3 separate regions of the Homo sapiens genome follow, and all the other regions are linked to region 1. The links are chromatin loops, found by intact Hi-C in ENCODE. Cell type or tissue: mammary epithelial cell. All regions are shown on one strand. Region 1 has its middle 68 kb from the start of KCNQ5. Region 2 has its middle 210 kb from the start of KCNQ5. Region 3 has its middle 200 kb from the start of KCNQ5.

The links. Hi-C counts contacts between places; a loop is a spot of excess contacts. Peaks named below come from ENCODE experiments on the same cell type or tissue, not always from the same donor. Only the 100,000 strongest peaks of a DNase experiment are listed, where the experiment ranks them.
Region 2: it touches region 1 in a loop (4-fold over the local background); 4 of 110 quality-filtered maps call a loop at or near these places.
Region 3: a loop joins it to region 1, with 5 times the contacts of the local background. A loop is called at or near these places in 4 of 110 quality-filtered maps.

Annotation. Positions count from the first base shown.
Region 1 is chr6:72,551,752-72,556,751 of GRCh38, forward strand. No RefSeq gene overlaps it. Among named protein-coding and RNA genes, the nearest start is that of KCNQ5, 68 kb to the right of the region's middle. In mammary epithelial cell, no CTCF peak of the experiment used is centred here; DNase peaks (open chromatin) are centred at 1,920 and 2,520; H3K27ac peaks cover 3,420 bases.
Region 2 is chr6:72,409,584-72,414,583 of GRCh38, forward strand. No RefSeq gene overlaps it. Among named protein-coding and RNA genes, the nearest start is that of KCNQ5, 210 kb to the right of the region's middle. In mammary epithelial cell, a CTCF peak has its summit at 2,789 (motif pointing right); a DNase peak (open chromatin) is centred at 2,798.
Region 3 is chr6:72,422,849-72,427,848 of GRCh38, forward strand. No RefSeq gene overlaps it. Among named protein-coding and RNA genes, the nearest start is that of KCNQ5, 200 kb to the right of the region's middle. In mammary epithelial cell, no CTCF peak of the experiment used is centred here; DNase peaks (open chromatin) are centred at 1,853 and 2,673; H3K27ac peaks cover 2,380 bases.

The sequences.
Region 1 (5,000 bases):
AAGCAGACCACCTGTGTACACAAAACACCTGGGTATAAAGACTGAAGTCTCCTATTATTGATTCAAAACATGAATATCAATGGCAGAATTCTGGAATATTATCAGATAATATTCTCAAAGGTGCTAATAAACTAAAAACTTCACACAGTGCCCTGTAGATGTTGCTTCAATTTCTCTTCAGGTTTTCTTCTTTTCATTCCTTTATATGCAAAGTTGCTGGATTTAGCAAATAAAAGAGCAAGATGCCCATAACATTTGAATTTCAGATAAATAAAGAATTTTTTAGTATAAGTATGTCCCATGTAATATGTGGGACACAGTTATACTAGAAAATTCTTTGTCATTTATCTGAATTTTAGTCATAACTGGGCATTCTGTGTTTTGTGCTTTTTGTTTGTTTGTTTGTTTTTTGTTTTACTGAGATGGAGTTTTGCTCTTGTTGCCTAGGCTGGAGTGCAATGGCATGATCTTGGCTCACAGCAACCTCCGCCTCCTGGGTTCATGCAATTCTCCTGCCTTAGCCTCCTGAGTAGCTGGGATTATAGGCATGTGCCACCACACCTGGCTAATTATTATTATTATTATTATTATTATTATTTTTAGTAAAGGCAGGGCTTCTCCATATTGGTCAGGCTGGTCTCGAACTCCCGACCTCAGGTGATCTGATCTGCCAGCCTTGGCCTCCCAAAGTGCTGGGATTACAGGTGTGAGCCACCGAGCCCGGCGTTTTTTTTTCCTTTTTGAGGCAGAGTCTTGCTCTGTTGCCCAAACTGGAGTGAAGAGGCATGATCTCGGCTCACTGCAGCCTCCGCCTCTCAGGTTCATGCTTCAGCCTCCCTAGTAGCTAGGACTACAGGTGTGCACCACCATGCCCACCTAAATTTTTGTATTTTTAGTAGAAACAGGTTTTCACCATGTTGCCCAGGCTGGTCTCGAACTTCTGAGCTCAGGCAGTCTGCCCTCCTTGGCCTCTCAGTGTGCTAGGATTACAGGCGTAAGCCACCACACCCGGCCGGGCACTCTGTATTTTACCTGGCAACTCTAGTTATATGCAAATACCTTGGACTATCTCTAAAGATAATCTGGTCTTTGTATGAGTTAACAGATGATTTTTATATATTTGGAGGGGAGAGATATTCAGTTAGTAACCATTCTATAAACTTTACCTCAAGACCTGACATGGAAATTTACCAGACTTGGTTTACCGGGTGGTCCACTGCTAGGAAAACATTTTCTAAAATGGCCAGAAAGCAAATATTTTAGGTGTTTTAGGTCGTGTAGTCTCTGTCACAACTATTCAACTCTTCCTTTGTCATGTGAAAGCAGCCACAGATAGTGTATACATAGGTGGGTGTGGCTATGTTGCAATGAAAGCTTATTTACAGAAACAGCTGTCAGGTTGGATTTGGCACACAGTTTTCCAACCCGTGGCACAATTGAACTGGCACATAGATGACATTCCAGTGTCATTACATGTAACTTATTGGAAAATCAGTCCGACATATTGGATATAACTGGACTCTTCAAAATTATAAAAATAGCAAGGTCATGAAGAGAAATGGAATAAAGCTTTTGCACAAATACTCTGCTGTATCCCTCTGCCACAGTAAGTAGATGAGAATGAACATAGGCTCATTTGGGTTTAAAACATTAATTGGAACTAATTAAATTTTGCACATTGTACTATTTCATAGTTGGTAATACAAAGAGACACTGTTATTCAGCCAAATTATAACTTTTTTGAAAAATTAATGAAAATATTTAAAATTTAAAATGGTGTTGGGGGCTGGCAACTCAGAGATGGAAAATTTAAACGAGATGAATAACACTGAAGAAGGCAAGTAAAAAGGCATCTCGTTACACAAGGGCAGCTGAAAGGCAGACAAATAACAGGATACGGCTGGTAGGATAAATAGAAGGAGACAAGTCTTGAGTAGTTTCCATGACTCATTGCTGAGCCACAGTAACCAGAGAGGCACAGAGACTGATTCAAAATGCATACAGGAAAAGTGAATATGGCATGCAGAAAGAGGAATAAAAAGAGCCAAGAACCAAGAAAGGATGAAATGGAATGATGTCTTAGAGAGATAACTTCCCTGGAGAGACTTCTGGAAAATAGAGACACAGAAATTGGTTTTGTTTATGATCTCTTGCCAGCAGCTTCTTGTTTACAATACAAGGGTTAAGTCAAAGATGACAGGTGTACCTGACAATGACAGGAAAGCATTTTTACAGCAAGAGTGTTTTGCTGTCCTAAGGGTTTAGTCTAATAGAAAGAACTCAGGCATATATTTAAAATCAATCATGTGTCTGACAGCCAACGATGCATTTCAGATAATCCATTGGGACAAATGTTTCACTTGCTAAATTTGAGACACACATAAGAGATGCAAAAGCAAATTGAGCGGAAAAAAAAGTCACTTTATTTAATAAGTTTCTTTTTCCCTTTCCATTCATCATCAAAGCCAGAATAAACCTGACACAACGGAAATGACTAAAATGAAGTAAAAAGGTAGTTGTCATTGAATAGTTATCCCCATGGCAATAGGAATAGACTGTGAACACCAAAGAATGAAAGGAATGAATGAATAATGAATGAATAAACACAATATGTATTTTGAGAACTCGGAATCAATCTGATGGTTTTGGGATGTGCCAGAAAAGATACACAAGAGTCATGATATCAGAAATGACCAACATTCTGGCTTTGCTAGAATTTGCTAATTTGTGAGATAAAATTCTTCCCATGTTAGAAGGCAAATTTAGAGGAAATAGCCCAAGATAGCTTTAGCTTTAGCTGCTGCTTTGTTATTATCATGAAAATAGTAGCTGAACTACTCTTAAGATGAGAATTTATACACTGTGATCAAAATAACTTTAAAAAATATCTCCAGCTCCTGTGTGATTCTTTTTGCATATGTCACACTAAAATGTATAAGAAAGTCTTTATTCTGATGAAGTCACTAGATATCATCAAAGGAAAAATTTATCTTGCTGGAGGCATAATAAAAACCTTTATTGAGCACTTCCTAAGTGTCAGGCATGGTGGTGAGTGCTTTGATAGTAGTTTCACAACAACCCTGGGAAGAAGATATTATTAATATCTCTATTTTTATATGGAAAAAACTGAAGCCCAGAAAGGTTAAGTAACTTGCTAAGGAACGCAGCTGAGAATTGGCAGTGCAGGGATTCTACTGCAGGCTGCCTCACCCCAAAGTCTAGGTCTGGATCACAACTCTACATTGTAAGGTTTTCTGCATGCCTGGACTGAAATATTTGGTAATTCACTACCCATGACAACAGTGCCCCCCCTAGACCTCTTTAATTGGCTTTGGTCGTGCAAGAGTCCTTTAAGAGAACTTTCCCGTTCTGGGTTATAAACACTGCCTACCTCTTAACTCATGATGCTGGTTCGTGGCCAGAAAGGTGATTTTAGTGGGTCATCTACCACTACACTGATTTCTAGAGTTGATTCTGTTGTTTTACTGGCTAGGCAGGTGTGTCCTTTCTCCCTCTCTTCAGTCGGCAAGCAGCCCTCCAGAGGCCCATTCTTTGGTCATGGATATTCATAGAAGGCATTCAAGTTTCCTGATTGAATTAATCATAGTGTGATTGACCACTCAGGGCGGTTCTCTCCAATGTATGGTCCTGAAAACTGCAAAGTAGCAACACCTGAGAGCTTGCTAGAAAGGCAGCTTCTCAGGCCCCACCCCAGACATACAATATCAGTGTCTTTGGAGTGGGGGGCCTAGAAATCTGCATTTTATCAAAATCCCAAAGCAAGTTGCAAATATATTAAAGTTTGAGAGGCATCAACTTAGGGGACTCCCTATGACTATCACTTTTCCTCATATTTAGAAGATTCATAGCTCTGTATATGGGGAGTCTTTCGGACCCATAATCAGTTCCCTGCGGAGCCCAGGGCAGCTACTCCCAATCTCAGCTGACTAGAGATTCCCTGGCTAGAGATAGTAGATGTTGAATGTAGCCACATGTGAAAATTCTTCCTAAGTTGTTTTCATAGAATTGCAAATTGTATGTTTTTATGGAGCCCTAGTTCTCCTCAAATTCCCAAAGAAATCAATGACACCAAAAGCTTCCCCCTGGGATGCTCCTCGTTACTCCTTGTCTTTGGTATACTTCACTGCATAAAAGAGCTCAAAGCTGAGACAAAAAAAAAAAAGTCTACATAGAATTCTGTTCAATTTAAGATGATGGAAATCATGGCAGCTGAAAGTGAAAGTTAAGTAATAAATTTGTGATAGAGAAACACCACTCCTGCACTTTATTCCTGACTGACTCGGCAATCACCTTTTCCTGAATGTTTATTTAATATTTAAGAGTTTAATTTTGATGAACTGCTTAGTGCCAGAGTCCTATCCTGCCAAGCAAGAGTTTTATAGTCTACTTGAAGGGCTGCCATGAGTGCATAAATTATACAAAATTAATAAAAACAAAATAAGAAGTTGCAAACAAAATCACCAATTATTTACATTTACAAGCGGGACAAAACTCTATATAAATAGAACCTGGCAATCTTATTCATGAGCAAGCCACAACAAACAATCTATGATTTTTTTTCAAAAAAGCAAACTAAACTTGAGTTTCAATCATCCAGAAACAGAGGGCCTCAGTGCAGATTGCAAGCAAATCAAATGGCTGAAATTTCTTTTGTGAAAGTGGTTAGTATAGATTTCCTTTAAATTTAAAATTAATTTTCTTCCCATTTCTTAATCTTGTAATAAAGATTTACCCCCACCTGTTTCCACATCTCACTTCCTCCTTGTCTATCTCTGTATCTGTCACCCTATCCTTGAAGTTTTTGCAACTCTCTCCTTGTGATCACACAACTTATTTTAGATCTGGCCAGAGTTTCTTCATAAGCCTTCAATCTGGACTCCTAACACCCAGAATTTAAATTCATTTTGCATCCTGGACAAAGTAGGAATGAGAGACTTGTAAAGACAGACATAACATGAAGGCAGATGCCAAACAATAGT
Region 2 (5,000 bases), 140 kb before region 1:
TCCTGGCTTAGTGACGTCCCCACCACAAAGAGTGAGTTCTCAGGAGATCTGGTCCTTTAAAAGTGTGGGGCACCTCCCCCTGCCCTTGCTCCTGTTTTCCCCATACGAAGTACCAGCTCCCACTTTGCCTCCCACCATGAGTAAAAGCTCCCTGAGTCCTCCCAAGAAGCAAGCAGATGCCTGCACCATGCTGCCTGTACAGTCTGCCGAACCGTGAGCCAATTAAGTGTCTTTTCTTTATAAATTACCCAGTCTCAGGTATTTCTTTATAGGAATGCAAGAATGACCTAACACGGTATTATATCAAATATATTGTTTGATTTCTCAACCATGTACACTAAGGTGGAGACTTCTACACTGGAAGTATAATAATTGGGCTCAATAAAATTGCAAGTAACCAATATGAAGTGCTCTATGACACACAAATTAAAAAAAAAAACACTCCTATTTGAAGGTTTTTTTTCTAAATCATAGCAACAGTAAATTTTAAAATTACAAATTAATTTTGACTTTATAAATCCACCACCTGTATTTCTGGCAGTTAAACTATTGGAGTCCCCTTTTCCTTGGGGTTTTCTTATCCTTCTGAAAGCAGCTACAGGCTGAAGTAAAAGTATTTTCCAAGATGTTCTTTTGTAAATGTGTAACCCCCCGATGACATAAAGCAAAGTGTGCATGTTGAGTTTGGAAGGGTTGGAGATTTGAGAGCTAGAAGGGTAACAGAGGGGAAAATGTCTAGAAACAGTGGAGGGATAAAGGGCAACTTGGATCAATGGGGAATCCTGTCTCATTCCATAGTAGAGCAATAGCTCAACAATGGTCAGGCTATATCCTAAAGCCAGAGAAACAGTGGTCAGTCATGGTTCAATTTCACTTTTGTGCTCCAATGTTAGAACTAAGTTTTTCAAAAATTTATGACAGGTCACCAAGTTATAAAGGAAATGGTTTATGAGAGCTGGTTCCTGTACTGTAAAACAATTTCCACTTACTCTCCTCTCTCTCCCTGAATTTCATCATCTCCCAAGTGCCCCCCACCCCCAGGCTCTCTGCTTTTTGATTCTTCCATTCTGAAGAGGAGAAGGCAGATCTTCCCCTGCATTCTCTGCCAAGGACTCACCCCCTGCTCACTCATCTGCGTTCTGCCACCACAACTTCATAGGCAGCTAAGATCAGTGCTCAAATTTTAAAGTTGCAACCATTTACCTTGGGATCCTGTTAAAATACACATTCAATTTTAGAAGTCCAAGATGAGGCCTCAGATAATGCATCTCTAACACACTCCCAGGCAGGACCTATTATGTCATTTACGAGGTCTAGTACAAAATAAAAATCTGAGCCCGCATGTTAAAAAATTCTTAAGATTTTCAAGATAGCAACAGCAGAGCGTGAAGCCAAGAGCAGGCCTCCTGAGTGCGAGGGCTGGTGTGACTGCCCAGGACCCAGGCCTATGAAGCCGGTCCCACCTCCAAGTGATGCAGGGGTTGGAGGAGCTCAGTTTGCACAGAAAGATTGAATGCCCAGGCCTGGAAAGCAGAGCCTTGTGACGGGCCACACTTTCCACTGGCCTTTCTATCTACTAAGTAAAACCAGCAAAAACACTCATGATTTTTCAGTCTAGATCTCTGATTCATCGATTAAAATTGATAAGTTGGTGACCCTAGAGTAATGCTCCAGAAATGCACTTCTTTTTCTTTAAAACACTCTTGATGAAAGCTTTCCAATTATAAAGAATTAAGAAACATTCTTTGAGCCTTTCTTTAGACAATGATGGAAGAGGAAGGAGGCAGGACAAATGGGAAGGCCCCAGAACCTTCACTCTTGCTCTGAGCTTTGCTCTGTTTGACGATTTTATTGGGGGTAGGTGAAGGGGGATGTTGATGCGGGTCAGTCAGGCAAATTTCACTTTTGTGAAAAGATAGATGGAGACTAAGAAAGATAGATTCTCTCCCTCTCTCTCTCTTTTTTTTTTTTTTTTTTTTTTTTTGAGACAATATCTCGCTCCGTCACCCAAGCTAGAATGCAGTGGTACAATCATGGCTTACTGAAGCCCCAAACTTCTAGGCTCAGCCTCAGCCTCCTCGGTAGCCGGAACAAAAGGCATGCACCACCACACATGGCTAGTTTTTAAGTTTTTTTTAGAGATGGGGGTCGGACTATGTGGGCCAGCCTGGTCTCAAACTCCTGGCCTCAAGCAGTCTTCCTGCCTTGCCCTCCCAAAGGGCTGCGATTACAGGTGTGAGGCACCACACCAGGCCTGATTCTTTTACTCTAATAGCAACCACAAACCAAATATAACTCTGAGCTACATAAATCCTCTTTCCTAGGAAATCAGGCTATCAGAACCCTAGTTGTTGGAGAGTTAAACAAAGTTCTACCACTTTAGGGTTGGATTGCCTCTCAGTTCCAAAGGTAACAGGAAGCCCAGTGTCAGGGTATCACCTGGCCTCCTGCAATCCCAACCCTCCTCACCTTCCCACGCTGGACTCCTCCCTGTTAGCTGCCATTAGGGCATCAGATGGATAGGAAGTAGGAAAATAGGAAATTCAAAATAGTGTATCTAGTGGCATGTTCTCACCTCCTAGGAGGCTGTGAAATATTTGTGAATTTCCCCTGCTTTATTAACAGGCAAATAGCAGTTGTATTACCTGGTTCTTCTCAAAATTTAGTTTAAAAAGAAATCTCACTCTGCCACACTAGCATTTGGCTCAAAATTATGAACAAGGGTTTGTCTGCAGGCAGGGGCCTCAACCCTGCCCTCTGTTGGTGAGAGCTAGAACCTCATAAAATAAGCGGGTGTAGTGGCGCATCTCAGCCACAAGATGGCAGCAGTGCTTCGTGCAGGTCCGAGAAGACGCTGAATGCAGAGGGATCTTTTGAGAGTCAATGCTGATGCGCTAGCCTTCAGTAGGGAAAATTTAACTAGGACTGACTAAACCTTAAGGTTAAGGACTAATCTTGTGGGGCAACTGCCTTTTATATGGTGTAAAAATATCTGCTTGAGAATACAGTATAAGTATTTTATAATTATATGCATACTCAAATCTTTTTCATCTTTATCTCCACCAAGAATCAATCAAGAGGTTTTGTTTTGGTGAATGAATTCTGAGTTTTGACTCACCTCCCTTGAGATTATAGGTTCATTTCCAGTCCCCAGGTGTGTGTGGTCAGAGAATCTCTGTCGTTTCCACTTATGGAATAAAGTTGCCCTGTCCCTGGGACCAATGCCACCATGCTCAAGCACAGCCATGTGTGGACAGGCCACGCCAAGGCCAAGTACCCGGGACAGGGGGGCAGAGAGGAGGCATGAGCAGCAGGGAGAGAACTTCTCAAGGCTGGACCATGAGCCACCACTGGAAGGTGCGTAAGGGGCTGCGCACTCTTTCCGGGGGCTGCCACAACAAAGTACCCAAAGCTTGTGGCTTAAAACGACAAGAACTTCTTTTTAAAACAAGAACTTATTTTACCGTTCTGGAGGCCAGAAATCTGAAATCAAGGTGACAGCAGACCCACACTCCCTCCAAAGGCCTCAGGGAAGAATGCTTCCTGCCCACTCCCAGCTCCTGGAGCCTACTGGCACTCCTTGACTTGTGGCAGTAGAACTGCAGTCTCTACCTCCATCCTCACATGGCCTCCAGGTGCCCCCTCTCTTCTTTTTTGATCTCTTATAAGGACGTTTGTCATTGGACTTGGGGCCCACCCTAAGTCAAGGCCTTCTCATCTCAATATCCTTACCTTAATTATATCTGCAGTGACCTTTCTTCCAAATAAGATCACATTCAGATGTTCTGAGTGGACTTTTATTTTGGGATGGGGGTCATCATTCAACCCACTACAGGTGGGAGGTAGGAGATTCCTTGACACCACTCTAATTATTCTCACCATGATTATGGAATTTCAATCAATGTGGAGAAAAGCCAGTAAACATCAGGACAAAGCAGCAAAGTTCACCTGACTATGAATGTGGGAGCTTCTAGAGATGCATCATTGGCAAAGGCACCCTCTCTCCCCAGAGATGTCTCTTTGAACCCCTCTGTGGAATCTGTGAAATAACTCCCTAGTAACTTGAACCCACTAGGATTTACAGCATTTCAAAATGTGTGTGATTAATAACAATCTAATAACGACACTCTAATTTGTGTACAAATACCATAATATTAACAAAAATACTATAATACAAACATATTCTAATTCAATTAGTCTTTTGTGGTGAACAGGTATGAGCAATTGGATCTATAACCTCATAGTTAATGAGATTATATAACTATATACCATTGGGCAGAAAAAACTGTGATAATGCTACCTACCCTGCTTGCCTAAGAGAAATGTCTATCAAAGTGTTTTTAAATATATAAAACCCTCTAAGAATGAAAGGTGTGCTTTTCTTTCTCGTCCACTTCTGCAGCACATACAGGCGTGTGTGAGTATGTGTAAACAACAAACACTGAACCTGATCCCGTGCGACTCAAAGTCCAGTCCTCTGACCAGTAGCACCAGCAACAGCTGGGAGCTTGTCGGAAATACAGACCCTCAGGTCCCGCCCCGAACTGACTGAATCAGACTCTGCTGTTTAACAAAATCCCCGAGTGATTCATAGAGATACTAAAGTTTGAGAAGCCCTGCTCTAAATAATCTCGTTTGGTAAGTTTTATTCACTAAAATGGGAGTCCTAAATATTTTTCTCATAATTAGCTCCATAGGAAGCATCAGGTGTGAGCAGTGGTTGGCACAGGGAGAGAAAGAAGGCACTTTTACCCAGTATGTGGTCCTCCTTTGCTGACAATCCACCCTCCTTCCCCAGCAAACCAGATTATGAACCTCAGGAGCAGTGCCTGACTTAGACATCAGTTGGGTTCACCTTTTATGACTATGAAAGATCAATGGGGCTGCCCTGATTGAGGAAGAGTAAGTACTGTGATCTTGACTCTGGCCTTTTAATGTGGCATTTTCCAAGACAACTGAAAAAGTAACTGCAAGGGCGTGCCAGAAACATTGGTTTAAAA
Region 3 (5,000 bases), 130 kb before region 1:
TTTTTTTTAGGAATGAGCTCAATGAACAAAAAATAGCATAGATTCCAAATCTCTCAACCCTCAAAACAGTTTTCTTCTGGAATTTATCACTTTTTCAACTACTAAGTGAATGCTCCATTGTGGCAGGTTATAAACAGTGTGACATGCTGAAGCCAGTTTATAAGAGCTGTTGGTGTACGTCTCTTCCTGTGAGGCTTACATAGAACATTTATAGTTATATCAGGTTATTTTTATGGTTATAACAGATTATTTTAAGCTAATAACAATTATGATCACATACAAAACCTTTACATTTTTGCTCCCCCTGCATATTTTATGTTTTTATGTCGTAATTCACATCTTTTTATATTGTTCCCCTAACAAATTATTGTGGTTATGATTACTTTTAATAGCTTTGTCTTTTGACTTTTATGTTAGAAATATGTGACTTACACACTACCGTTACAGTATTAGAGCATTCTGATTTTGACCATATATTTACCTTTACCATTGGGTTTTTAAATTTCATATGTCTTCATGTTGTTAATTAGCATGCTTTCATTCCAACATGAAGAACCTTTATCATTTCTTGTAAGGTATGTCCAGTGGTAATGACCTCCCCAACATTTGTCTGCCTGGGCATGTCTTTAGCTCTTCATTTCTGAGTACAGCTTTGCCAGGCATAGTCTTGTTGGTTGGCATTACTTTTTTTCTGCCCTTTGAACATATCATCCCTACTCTCTCCTGGCTAGCAAGGTTTCTGTTGAAAAATTTCTGATAGGCTTATAAGGGTTTCCTTACATGTGACAAGTCTCTTGTCTATTGCTGTTTTCAAGAGTCTCTCTTTGTCTTTGACTTGTGACTAATTGATTATAATGTGCCTTGGAGTATTCCTTCTTTGTATTGATCTTGCTTGGGCTTCCTTAATCTTTCATTAATCTTGTGTTGATCTTTTAGGCTTCGTTAATCTGAATATCCATATCCCTCCCAACTCACATTAATAGCATGAAATCACCCATGGTGTGATTACTTACACCACAGAAACTGGCAAATGTTATAAATCAGGGATTTTTATTCCAAAAAATAGTTGTTAAAAACTTACCAGCACATCATGAGTTAAGGTAGAATGAGAAAAAAATAAGTAAACAAAACAAATGAAACTCTGAAAATTTTATCTAAATACGGCGAAAAGGTATAATTTGTAAAGAGGAATGACTTGATTCTCATTTCTCTTTGCGTAGCTCTCACTTATCTCCTTGCTCTTCCCATATATAAGAACAAACTTATGCACTGCAGTTTATCATCATAATTCCAGGTTTGATGCATTATATGAGGCAATATAGCATCTGATTTAAGAGCTTGGGCTCTGGATACAGAATTCTGGCTCTGCCACTTTCTAATTATTTTACCATGAGTAATTTCATCAAGCTTGAAAATCTCAGTTTTCTTATCAGAAAATGTGCATAAGAATAGCTCTTATTTTGTGGAGTTATCATGAGAAAGAAATAAAATAATTCCTGGCATATGGTGGGCACCCATCAAATATTTGTTATGTAAATGTATGAATGCCTGTAAAAGCATTTTGTCAATGTCTGGCATAAACCAAGTGCTTAATACATGTTAAATAACATAAAATTAATTTTGATAGCCTAGAATTACCATCAGTATTAGTTTATTTACTTCTTTAAACCTTTCCACATATATACCAGTCTCTCAAAGTGGTATAAGTCAGGATCTGTTTTTTGAAAATGTAACTAGTTACTCTCAGATGAAATAATACACATTTGTTTCTTCTCAAACAAAAGTCCATTCACTGCTCAAACAAGCTGGAGGAGAAGAAACTAGCTTGAGGATGGCAGACAAAAGTCGGTGTATCCACATGTGACAGCTTGCAGATTGTGGGCATGCTATGACATATTCCCAAATAATATTCATCAGCCATTTCTTCCAGGTCTACTGCTTTATATATATTGACCATATCATTTCTGAATATGCTCATTGTAACATCCATTTATATGTTTGAATTTTTAAATTTATCTGAATAATATAACTACTTTAGCCCTTACGATGTTCGGTTATCTTAGAGATTTAAAAAATAAATATAAAAAAAAGATTTAACTAAAGAATATAGCTCAGCTTAACATTGCATTATTTTTTGTTTAAGTATCTGTATATTTCTTTGAGTGCCTTTCTTATCTGGTATTAGGGGTAGATTTATGCCTCTCTGTTAAACTCATTGGAGAGATTAATGGTAGCAATAACAGTTACAGGAAATAGAGACAATAACAGCTATTTGCTTCGGCCAAAAAAAAGGAAAAATAGAAACATATTGCAAATTTAATGCACTGGTAGTCAGCTGTCGGAAGAAGCTATGCTTTCATATACCAGTGAGTACCTAGCAGCTTATAAATCATATTTAGGGACAGGCAGAACTTTCATAAGGAAAAGTAACCAGAATTAATGGAAGTCCACACAGAATTCTTTTCTGCTGATTCTCCACCACTACTTCCACTTACCATTTCTCCTTAATTCCCTGAAAATTCGTATGAATTCAAGTGTTGACAAATGAATTGCATGAGCAATTAACAGCCCATTCTGCAGGGAGATTTCAATTAGTAAGTCCAGGTCATCTCCTCAGTATGTTCTTCCCTCCCCTTTAGCAAGCCTGTGGGAAACTGTGACTTAAGTAATAAGAATGTGCTGAACATATGCTCAGAATTTTCTTGGAGTGGACACTACAAAAGTATGAAACATGATGCCTGCTCCCCAAAGTTCACAACCTACATAGAGAATAAAGATGTAGACACATGCCACAGTACTAAGCAATGTTGCGTTGTATATCCTTAAGAGCTAGTTACACACAATTCACCAATTAGTGAAGTAATCCAGATGGAAGCGAAATTGAGAGGCTAGTCCATCACAGTTGAGACAGGACTGAATTGGACTGTGGGGAAAAGCTAGTATTTCGATATTCCAGGGAAATTGAGGACTTAGGAATTGGGATGGAGGCAAAAGTGCCTGCCGATGGGAAGGCCAGCAGGGCTTCTGGAAGGCACTAAGGACAAGTTATTGGATCTAAATCTAGTCCTGATGAGGGTGAGCATATTCTGCAGAATAGTCCGTGTCTTCGTGGAGTTCATGTTTCATTTCCTCAGTAGGTACCTGATCTCTGTTGCTATTGAAATCACAGAGTATTGGCTTTTCTTATGACTTCCACGCACTTCCTACAATCTGGTTATAATGCATTTAAATCATTTTAACTTCTACTAGGTACAGGTTTCCAACAGACAAAGAATTAGCTAGAAATCTGATCCAGTAAACTTGCTATATTAAAATGCACCAATATTTTTCTTTTTTTTATTATTACACTTTAAGTTCTAGGGTACATGTGCACAACATGAAGGCTTATTACATATGTATACATGTGCCATGTTGGTGTACTGCACCCATTAACTAGTCATTTACATTAGGTATATCTCCTAATGCTAACCCTCCCCTCTCCCCTCACCCCACAACAGGCCCTTGTGTGTGATGTTCCCCTTCCTGTGTCCAAGCGTTCTCATTGTTCAGTTCCCACCTATGAGTGAGAACATGCGGTGTTTGGTTTTCTGTCCTTACAATAGTTTGCTGAGAATGATAGTTTCTGGCTTCATCCATGTCCCTACAAAGGACATGAACTCATCATTTTTTATGGCTGCATAATATTCCATGGTGTATATGTGCCACATTTTCTTAATCCAGTCTATCATTGATGGACATTTGGGTTGGTTCCAAGTCTTTGCTATTGTGAATAGTGCCGCAATGAACATACATGTGCGTGTGTCTTTATAGCAGCATGATTTATAATCCTTTGGGTATATACCTAGTAATGGGATGGCTGGGTCAAATGGTATTTCTAGTTCTAGATCCTTGAGGAATCACCACACTGTCTTACACAATGGTTGAACTAGTTTATAGTCCCACCAACAGTGTAAAACTGTTCCTATTTCTCCACATCCTCTCCAGCACCTGTTGTTTCCTTACTTTTTTTGTTTTGTTTTGTTTTTATTATACTTTAAGTTTTAGGGTACATGTGCACAATATGCAGGTTTGCTACATATGTATACATGTGCCATGTTGGTGTGCTGCACCCATTAACTCGTCATTTAACATTAGGTATATCTCCTAATGTTATCCCTCCCCGCTCCCCCCGACCCCACAACAGGCCCCAGTGTGTGATGTTCCCCTTCCTGTGTCCATGTGTTCTCATTGTTCAATTCCAACCTACGAGTGAGAACATGTGGTGTTTGGATTTTTGTCCTTGCAATAGTTTACTGAGAATGATGGTTTCCAGCTTCATCCATGTCCCTACAAAGGACATGAACTCATCATTTTTTATGGCTGCATAGCATTCCATGGTGTGTATGTACCACATTTTCTTAATCCAGTCTATCATTGTTGGACATTTGGGTTGGTTCCAAGTCTTTGCTATTGTGAATAGTGCCACAATAAACATACGTGTGCATGTGTCTTTATAGCAGCATGATTTAATGATCGCCATTCTAACTGGTGTGAGATGGTATCTCATTGTGGTTTTGATTTGCATTTCTCTGAAGGCCAGTGATGATAAGAACTTTTTCATGTGTCTGTTGGCTGCATAAATGTCTTCTTTTGAGAAGTGTCTGTTCATATCCTTCACCCAATTTTTGATGGGGTTGTTTGTATTTTTCTTGTAAATTTGTTTGAGTTCTTTGTAGATTCTGGATATTAGCCCTTTGTCAGATGAGTAGATTGCAAACATTTTCTCCCATTCTGTAGGTTGCCTGTTCACTCTGATGGTAATTTCTTTTGCTGTGCAGAAGTTCTTTAGTTTAATTAGATCCCATTTGTCAATTTTGGCTTTTGTTGTCATTGCTTTTAGTGTTTTAGACATGAAGTCCTTGCCCATGCCTATGTCCTGAATGGTATTGCCTAGGTTTTCTTCTAGGGTTTTTATGATTTTAGGTCTAACATTTAAGTCTTTAATCCATCTTCAATTAATT